Linked DNA regions of Homo sapiens: region 2 is linked to region 1. The links are chromatin contacts, found by Hi-C or POLR2A ChIA-PET in ENCODE. All regions are on one chromosome and are shown on one strand. The core of a region is the stretch at or near the end of the contact, and the rest is flanking DNA. Distances in the headings are between cores, read along the strand shown.

Evidence for each region. A loop is a pair of places that touch in the nucleus more often than their neighbours do. ChIA-PET counts read pairs that join two places held with the same protein, here RNA polymerase II (POLR2A). Pooled maps may share reads with other maps.
Region 2: a map of CD4-positive, alpha-beta T cell shows a loop between it and region 1 (5-fold over the local background). The contact joins the promoter of ADIPOR2 here to the promoter of ERC1 in region 1. A Hi-C loop is called at or near these places in 1 of 168 maps with a recorded cell type or tissue (CD4-positive, alpha-beta T cell), 1 of 37 single-sample maps with no recorded cell type and 8 of 50 pooled maps. POLR2A ChIA-PET finds 5 or more read pairs at or near these places in 2 of 52 experiments (OCI-LY7 and activated T-cell).

Annotation. Positions count from the first base shown.
Region 1 is chr12:989,349-993,682 of GRCh38, reverse strand. ERC1 (ELKS/RAB6-interacting/CAST family member 1) reads right to left here and starts at 2,460. Exons shown (of 19, transcript NM_178040.4): 1 at 2,361-2,460. It also overlaps a transcript of RAD52 not described here. RefSeq lists silencers at 1,646-1,940, 2,146-2,655, 2,676-2,785, 3,196-3,245 and enhancers at 1,944-2,505, 3,067-3,629.
Region 2 is chr12:1,688,746-1,693,079 of GRCh38, reverse strand. It overlaps ADIPOR2 (adiponectin receptor 2), which reads right to left and starts at 2,010. Exons shown (of 8, transcript NM_024551.3): 1 at 1,889-2,010. RefSeq lists silencers at 1,708-1,797, 1,818-2,117 and enhancers at 1,616-2,194, 2,278-2,327, 2,348-2,507.

The DNA.
Region 1 (4,334 bases), core at 1,211-3,710:
ATCCGCCTGCCTCGGCCTCCCAAAGTGCTGGGATTACAGGCATGAGCCACGGCGCCCGGCCAAGAACCTTCACTTTTAAGTTTGCAGTATTAATGTTGAATTAACAGACTGGCATACTTATCTATGACACAGGTAATGAAGGAAAAAAAACACCTCAGTAGACTCAACAAGGATATCACAAGTAATGACTAGCAAGCAACATTTTTTGAAAAATAAAATGTAGGCATAATTTCAGGCACAAGAAATGCTAAACGAAATAGCTTACTTTTACCTTAAGACTTTCCCCAAATTATGTGATTTCATTCCTACAAGGACAAGAATCACAGCTTACTACCAGCCATGCAAATGTCATTTTAGGAGTACACACAAGTTTTACCCAGTATCTTAGTTCACATTTGTCCCAATTAATTAAGTCTATGTATAATTTAAAAGCGAAAACTAGATATGTCAATTTTGTTTTCCTTCTAACTAATCCAAAGTCAAAACTGTTCACTTTACCAAATGAATTAACTGAATACAGTTAATTAAATCTTTTATTTATAATTAAAAATTGGAACACACACTTTCTCACTTAATACCTATTATGTCCTGTTTCCCATACCTCTCTATAAAGTAGAAGTATTTGCTGGAAGACAATAATCTGCTCATTAAGTAGGCACTTAGAAAAAGCAACGATCTGCAACTACTGAAATTCTTATCTGTATATTTCTCTTTTGGGTTACAAGAAAGCACTTCTCTGGCTATTTTCCCAAATAAACTAGGCAAGCCTTGGGAAAGTCACTGCTTAAATCCCACTTTCTGACAGCTTCTCTTCCTCCATAAATGAATTATTGAGAGCCATGTCTACTTCCATCCATTACATAATACATGTCCATCATGGGACCTGTTTTCTGAACAAGAAATAGCTTAAATGACACTAACTGATAAGTAGGGCCAGAGAATACTGTAATCTAACAGGGAGCAAGAATCCAGAAAAGAAGATTCTGATTTACAGTGCTAAGTTGTGAAAGAGTGATGTGAAGAACATTGAACACTGCTTACTCTAATATTTCCATACAAAGTGACACACCTGCCCCCAAAATGTTTTTAAAGCACTTGACTCCAAGAACATTTCTCAGAAATTGAGGAGCCTACCAAAAAAAAAGAGTTCCATTTCATTTTAAAGTGTTTTAATAAAGACTGCAAGAAACATAACTGCAAATGAGAAATAAAATTTCAACAATTTAGCACTGAACACAAAATGTCTAAAAGTCAAGGTGTACTGAGCAAGCAACACGCTATAAAAGACGGTTGTACTTTAAAACATTTAAGCATTTTTCATATAATTAGCTCCAACAGAACTATTCCAATTGTTCACTTTATCCACCCAAAGCAGTCAACCACAACCACCTGCAACTATTATTCAGCAATGTGCCTTCCAAAGCAACCACCTGAGTTTGGGGCCTTCTCTCAAGGGGCCAGGATAAAGCCTGTAAAAGGGTGGTATAAAGAGATCTTTTAGGCATTGGGGGGAAAAAAAACTGGAAGACACCACCTTGAAGGAGCTAAGCGTAATGCGACCCAAATGGTGGCTGCCGGAACGAAGTTGTCTAAACCGAAGATCTCCCTCTTCTTCGGTGTAAAACTTTCAGATACATCCACGCTCACAATTTACCTGAGCCAAAGTAAGGGGATTCTCTTCCCTCTCCGACCCCCCACCCACCCCGCCAGAAGAAAAAGAATCGAACCCTAAAGTAGAAACGTGAGATCTAGTGCAATAAAATAGGTTCTGCAACTGCCTCAAAGGCAACATGCACAGCTCATCGTCCTTTTGAAATACACTTCATCTTTTATCTCACCATTTCATCGAAAAGAAAAGAATCATCTTCAGCATTTTACATCACTCACCTAACCCAAAGATCCACCCTGACCGCACCCCAACCTCATGGCTCCCCAATTTCTCCGTCTCCCCACTACCTCGTCCGCGGCTTCACTAGTCCTAAGCCTCCCCCCCTCCGCTCCCCAAGTGCCCAGAGCCCCAGTCCCCACTCCCCCACCTCCCGCCCCAGGATCCCCACATCTACCGCCTCGGCTCCCGCCCGATCCCGGAGCCCGGCTGGGTGGAGCCCGCGGGTGGGCGCCGGTGGTCTGGGTGGGGCCCGCCCCTCCCCACCCCCCGGGCTGCCGAGGAGGGGGAGGGGGTCGCGAAGCCTCACCTACAGCTCCGCCCCTCCCCGGGGGCGCGTTGCCCTGCCCAGCCCAGCCCGGGCCGTGAGCAAGAAGCTGGGTAGGAAAGGCGAAAGCCTCAGCACTAGCGACAGGGGGGAAGCTCTGGGTCCCGCGCGACTTCCGCGCTGTCGCCGCCGCCGCGGCCGTCTCACCGTCCTCAGGGCTGCCGCTACTGCTGCTGCTGCCGCCCAGGCACCGCCGCCGCCGCCACTACCGCCGCCGCCGCCGCCACAGCACGGCCCAGGCGCCCGCGACGTCACCGCGCCCCGCCCCCTGCGCGAGACACCTAGCCCCGCCCCCAGCCCCGCCGCGGGGCGCAGCGCGCCTCCCCGGGCTCCCGGCTCGGCTGCCTCCCTTTCCCTCAGCCTCCCGGGAGCGTGACGCGGCGGCCCGGGGGCCTCCGGGCGCCTTCCGGGGCACGCGGGTGAGGAACTGGGAAGCGGGGGAAATCGGCGCCACGGCGGTCGATTAGCACCGAAACAGAGTGATGGGCGCGGAGCGTCCCTGCACACACACACACACTCACACACACACACACACGACCCCTGCGGCCACGGGAGGGGAGAGCCGGGGTCGGCTCCGCGAGCGCAGGGTGGCGCTTGTCTCCTCCTGCTTGCCGTAGGAAGTGGACGCTGGAAGCCCGAGGAGCCGCTTCGTGTCTTCCCAAACCTAAGCGGCGCCCCACCCCCTACTTCTCGTGGCCCGTTACGCCCGGGGCAGCCAAGCGCCGCGGGAGCAGCGCCGGGATCGACCCTGGCTGCTGGGGGGACGCTTTGTCCCAAGAAAGCTGGTTTTTTGCCCCTTAGCTTCGTGGAACGCGGCCGCGAAATTAGTGGTCTTCTGACCTGAGACTCGCGGGGCTGCGCACACGGGCATCGCCGAGGACCCCAGCAATGGACGTCGTGTCTGTGGTGATCCCGCCAGGACGCGGGGAGCGTGGGCGGAAATTAGTGTCCACGTTCCGACCCTGCGCTGTGCCAAACGCTGCTTCGGGAGCTGTTTATTTAGCCTCCGACAGCTAAGCGAATCGGCGGGCGGCTGGGGCCTGGTGCAACCCGATTTTCTCGTGCAGACTCGCAGCCGGCTTTGGTTTTGTTTTTTGTTTTTTGTTTTTTTTTTGGAGCCATGCAGAGGGTAGCTACAGCCATTAATTTAAGGATGTAGATAAGCTATCTCTAAACCAAGAAAGTAAGAATGGTGTGAATTATATTTATTCCCAGCCTTCCAGTGTTTATTAAAATAATTTTCGGTGTCCTTGAGAGGAGTTAAAAGCCATCATTTTACTCCTGCTTACCTCCGCCACCGTAATTAACCACTTTATACTGCCTCATAATCCCATTAACAAATTGCAGTCGCTCCTCAGCCTTCACATTCATTCACTCACCAGTTTCTACTGTTTCATCCTGCCCGGACTCTTAACTGTTCCCTCCCAGGATCGACATGCACTTGGATCATTGCAGTTTCTGGGCCTGCTGTCATCTCCCCCTTCAGTACTTCCCACATATGACTACCAACTGTTAGACGATGTGCTGCTGCCAGACCAGCCTTTCATTTCTTGGACATCCGGCTATTTACCCAGGAAAAGTCATCCTTTGACTATTTTTCATGACCTTTCTCATCTGACTCGTGATCTGCCCATCTTGTTACTCCCTAGCAGTGTGGTAAGGTAAGAGAAAATTCAACTAGGAGTCAATAGATATTTCTGTTCTCATTCTCCCACTGTCTACTTGTGTGGCCTCAGGCAATTCATTCTACTTGTGGTCTTACTTAACTGTAAAGTGAGGTTTGAAGTAGGTGTCTGAGATACATCATGTCCTTAAAATATGTGGATCTGGAGAATTAAGTTGCTAAGCGCTATGTTATACACGGAAATACTGTCCTAACACAGATTCAGATTTTTGTTTTTTATTTTTTGCCACCACACTGGCAAAAAATATTATTTCCTGCCCTGCTCCAGTTATCTTTTTTAAAACCTACGTTTAGGATTTTTGATTAAAGCTAGCTAACCGAGCACATGTATTTACTGTCTCTTCTTCCTGAGACCCCATAAAATGATGATAAATAAAAGTGATACAAAATAGAAAATGAGAAGGGGGACATCGGAAGATAATTTTTTTTTATTTGAC
Region 2 (4,334 bases), core at 761-3,260, 700 kb before region 1:
GGGTTTAAACGATTCTCCTGCCTCAGCCTCCCGGGCAGCTGGGATAACAAGAGTGCGCCACCACACCCGGCTAATTTTTGTAGTTTTAATAGGGACGGGGTTTCACCATGTTGGCCAAGCTGGTCTCAAACTCCTGATCTCAGGTTATCTGCCCGCCTCGACCTCCCAAAGTGCTGGGATTACCAGCGTGAGCGATCGCACCAGGCCTAATCAAATCTTTATTTACAAAAAGAGGCAACTGGCAGGACTGGGCCTGCAGGCTTTAAAATCTGTCAATCCCTGAAATAAAGAATAAAACAAAATTATTTTCATTTTAGGAAACAAAATGTGATTTATACTAAAAAAAAAAAGTGCACCAGCTAAATTGATACTATTGATAGAAAAAACCATTTATTTATAAATTCATACAAGGAGCCTAGGGATAGAAAAAAAAAACAAACTCTCTTTTAGGCTCTGGAAATCCTACTCCCATTCCTAGTGTCAAGTGAAAAGAGGAAATCTGCTAAGCAGACCAAAGTCTAGATAGGAACGTATACTGGAGGACAGACAGTTACAATCAGAAGTTAAAAGAAATATGCCTTTCACATTTAATTTGCAATTTTTTCAAATTTCATAATTCACCAACAAGCAGCTGCCACATGTGTGGAAATCTTTACTGATGAAATAATTTTAGTTGCAGATCATCACAATCAACACTCTGACAACAAATTTATCAGAACGGATGAAAACATCTAGGAATTACCTAAGAGTCGTTTAAGGAGACATAAGGGTGGCCTTTGATAAGAGGTCACTTCAAACTTTCAGAACTGACAAGACGTATAGCCTCCCCCCAAAAAATAATGCTATGGGTAGATGGATGCTTTTTTCTGAAGGAATTTTTAGCATTTCATTTGGAAAAGTTCTGTGATCAAATAATGCTAAATGTTATGACAGCTTTCTTGGCGTTTAAAGGGATTCTCTGGGTGAGGGGAAGGGGTGATAAAAAAAAAAAAAGTCTGCTTTTGGAACAGAAATGGGGGACAATAACCAAGGCTCAGAAACCCAGAGTCAAAAAATTAAAAGAACATCTTATTTTAAAAAAAAAGTCAACAACCTGCAATGAAGTCACCGTACCCCCATAAAATCCCAACTGTGCATTTAAATCTTTCTACCAAAATTCACTTTTGGACCATCTTATGAAGTTGTCAAAATTTCAGAGGCAAACGCTTAAATCAAGATCAAAAGCCAGGAGGAAAAAAGAGCTAACAGTTTCCAACCCAAACTCTCTCCGAGCCCCCTAAAAACTGATTTATAACCCTGTCATCGGTAATTTTAGAAGAAGCGAACACTGACGGACGGGGGCTTGGGAAAACAGGACTCCAGGTACCAAGCAGGCTGCCTGACGCGCCACCTGAAAAAGGTGAGGGAACTCTTCCCCACCCCAGTCACTGTGAAAGTAGCGCTGAGAGAGCCCATCCCAAGCCTCCACCAAACAAATTCCTAGAAGTGATAAAAACAGACAAGAGACGAAGAGGGGCGGGCAGATCCTCTCCGCGGGCAGGGAGCTGGAGCAACTGCACCCGAAGGTGAGCAGAGGGCAGCAGGCTCCGACCCTCCGCCGCGAAAGGCGAGGCGAGGGGAACAGCGGGCGCCGGACTCCTCCGACAGCGGTCGCAAGGAGGGCGGCTCCAGGTCCCCACACGGCCGACCCTCAGGCCAAGGCGCGCCGGGCGGCAGGTCAGAGTTAGGAATCAAGTTGCGGGCCGGGCCGAGAGCGCGCTCTCCCGCCCGCGCCAGGGACATTCGCCCCTCAGCTCTCACCTCCCCCCGACCCCAAGCTCTCCCTCTGCGCCCAGGAAACGGCGCCCACACTCCAGAGACCCTCACCCGGAGCCCGTCGCCGCCTCACCGCGTGTCTCGGACTTCTTGGGAGCCACCGCTGAGGGGAGGGGGGAGGAGGGGGGAACGGAGGAGGGAGGGGGCCAAGCCCGGTGTAGCCGCCGCCGCTGCCGCCGCCGCGATGCCGCTTCTGGAATCGCGCTCTCGCCGCCGCGACAGCGACCGCCGCCGCCGCGTCTCCCCGCCCCCACGACCGCACGTCGCCGTGACGCGCATCGCACGAGGCGGTTCGAGCCAATAAGACCACACGCCGTGCGCAGCCGCGCTGTCCTAAACCGGAAGCCGCCCCTCTGACCGCTCTAAAACCTGGGTGCATCGTGGGAGCTGTGGTTCGGCCAGGAACTTAGCGAAAACTATACTGGGTGTTGAGGGCCGGAGGAGCGTGCGCTCCTTAGGCGCTCACACAACTCCTCGGAGTTTTTTCTCCCACCGAAAAAGGAAGCAATTTGGAGCTGAGGAGGAGGGGGCCGCCCCGGCTCGCGGATGCTTTTCGCAGTCTCTATGGATACTGGCTACACACTTTGGGCAAGAGCCAGAATTTGAGGATTTAGGCTGGATCGTGTGTCTCTGCCAAGGGCTGATAGGATGCTGAGCGTCGTCTGTGAAGACTGCGGAAAGAAATCCAAAAGCATTAGCCCAGTTTTGCCCAGAGCAATAGTGTTTGCCTTTTATTACCTTATTAAAGATTATGATTTATGCTCTACCACTTCTATTTTTTTTAAAACCCAGTCACTCTTAAAATACATATAATTCAGAGCGATTTTTAAAATGATGTTAATGTAATGGTATATCAGAACCTACTTAAGCACTAAATACCTGCGTCCATTTACCCAGAATGAGTAAGTAATTTTCCACAAGTCATCTTTACGTTGAGTTCTAACTTCTTAGAAGCCAAGAACAGATTTGGTTACGTACTTATTCTATAAGAAAAGTGAATATAAGAGTTAGTCTGCGTAGAAAAATAGTTCTTTACATTCAGTAGGAGGGGGAATTTATCACATTCTTAAGGCGTAAATGCCTTAACTATCAAAATTCTTGTTATTGACTAAAGGAAATCCATACGATTTAGGGAAAGTCTGTGCCCACGGCTTACTGTCCTTACCTTTGGACCACAGCAAGAGATAACAAAGGGTGCAGGGAAAAGCTGACAGGTCTTGAGGGAGCTGGAGTCGGATATATGACGAAAAAAACAAAAATACAGAAGTCTTCATTATGGAAATGTAAGTTTTAAAAAGTAAAGCTACTAAAATCACAAAGAACATGATTAAGATGGCAATAATACAGAACTAAGGCCCACTCATTTAAGCTTGAAAGAGATAAAACTAGTAGAAATTAAAATTAGGAAATAAATGTTAAAGGAACTAATTTCCTCCAAGGAGTGGTTTACATTGAAAATATAATTTTTTTAAGTTTACATAATTTGTGAAAGACATAATAATAATGACTTCTATGTTCCCAGGTAAAGATGTAAAGCTTTTGAGGTTGAAATCAAGGAAGACAATTGTACACCTCCTCAGCACATCAGAAACAATACAGGCATTTCTGGATTGTGAATTTGACCCGTTATACCAACTCACATAGAACAGAGATAAGAAGTATAAGATTCTTAGGCTTAATAAAGAGTCTACTAAAGGTGACAGAACTAGAGCGAAAAAGATAATTTTCTTAAAAAGAGATTCTTCAAAGATCTCCAATCTTTCCTGCATCCCTTTCTCTTAAAGACTGGTTTCCAGGCCAAGCGTGGTGGCTCACACCTGTAATCCTAGCACTTTGGGAGGCCGAGATGGGCAGATCACTTGAGGTCAGGAGTTCAAAACCAGCCTGGCCAACATGGCGAAACCCCGTCTCTACAAAAATACAAAAAATTAGCCAAGCATGGTCGCGCGTGCCTGTAATCCCAGGTACTCTGGAGGCTGAGGCAGGAGAATCACTTGAACCTGAGAGGCAGAGGTTGCAGTGAGCTGAGACCGTGCCACTGCACTCCAGCCTGTGTGACAGAGCAAGACTCTGTCTCAAAAAAAAAAAAAAAAAAGATTCTGGTTTGACAAAACGAAGGGCTTTAAGAAGCTACCTCTGGAACAGTTCACCGTGTGCTGAACCAGATGAAAGACAGACTTACCATTTCCCTAAAGTTTCACATCTTGTTCTCGGTTACCTTGATCCCATTCACATATCACTACTGCCAGTTCCTGATGCTTATATAGTGATGAAACAAACCACATCATTTCCTCAAAATACCCACACCTCCTTAACTATTGAGGATGTTGCCACTGTCCCTGACCTGAGCACCTGAGGAACATTCCCCTGATCCCCACATCCATAAGGCTGGCTTCACCCTTAACCCTTATCTAAATGTCACCATTAAATATTCCAAAGCAGAATTTTCAGGCCCTCTCCCTGACCATACTTCAGTTACTAAACTTTATATATTGTCTTCTGATTAGCTGTCCAAAAAA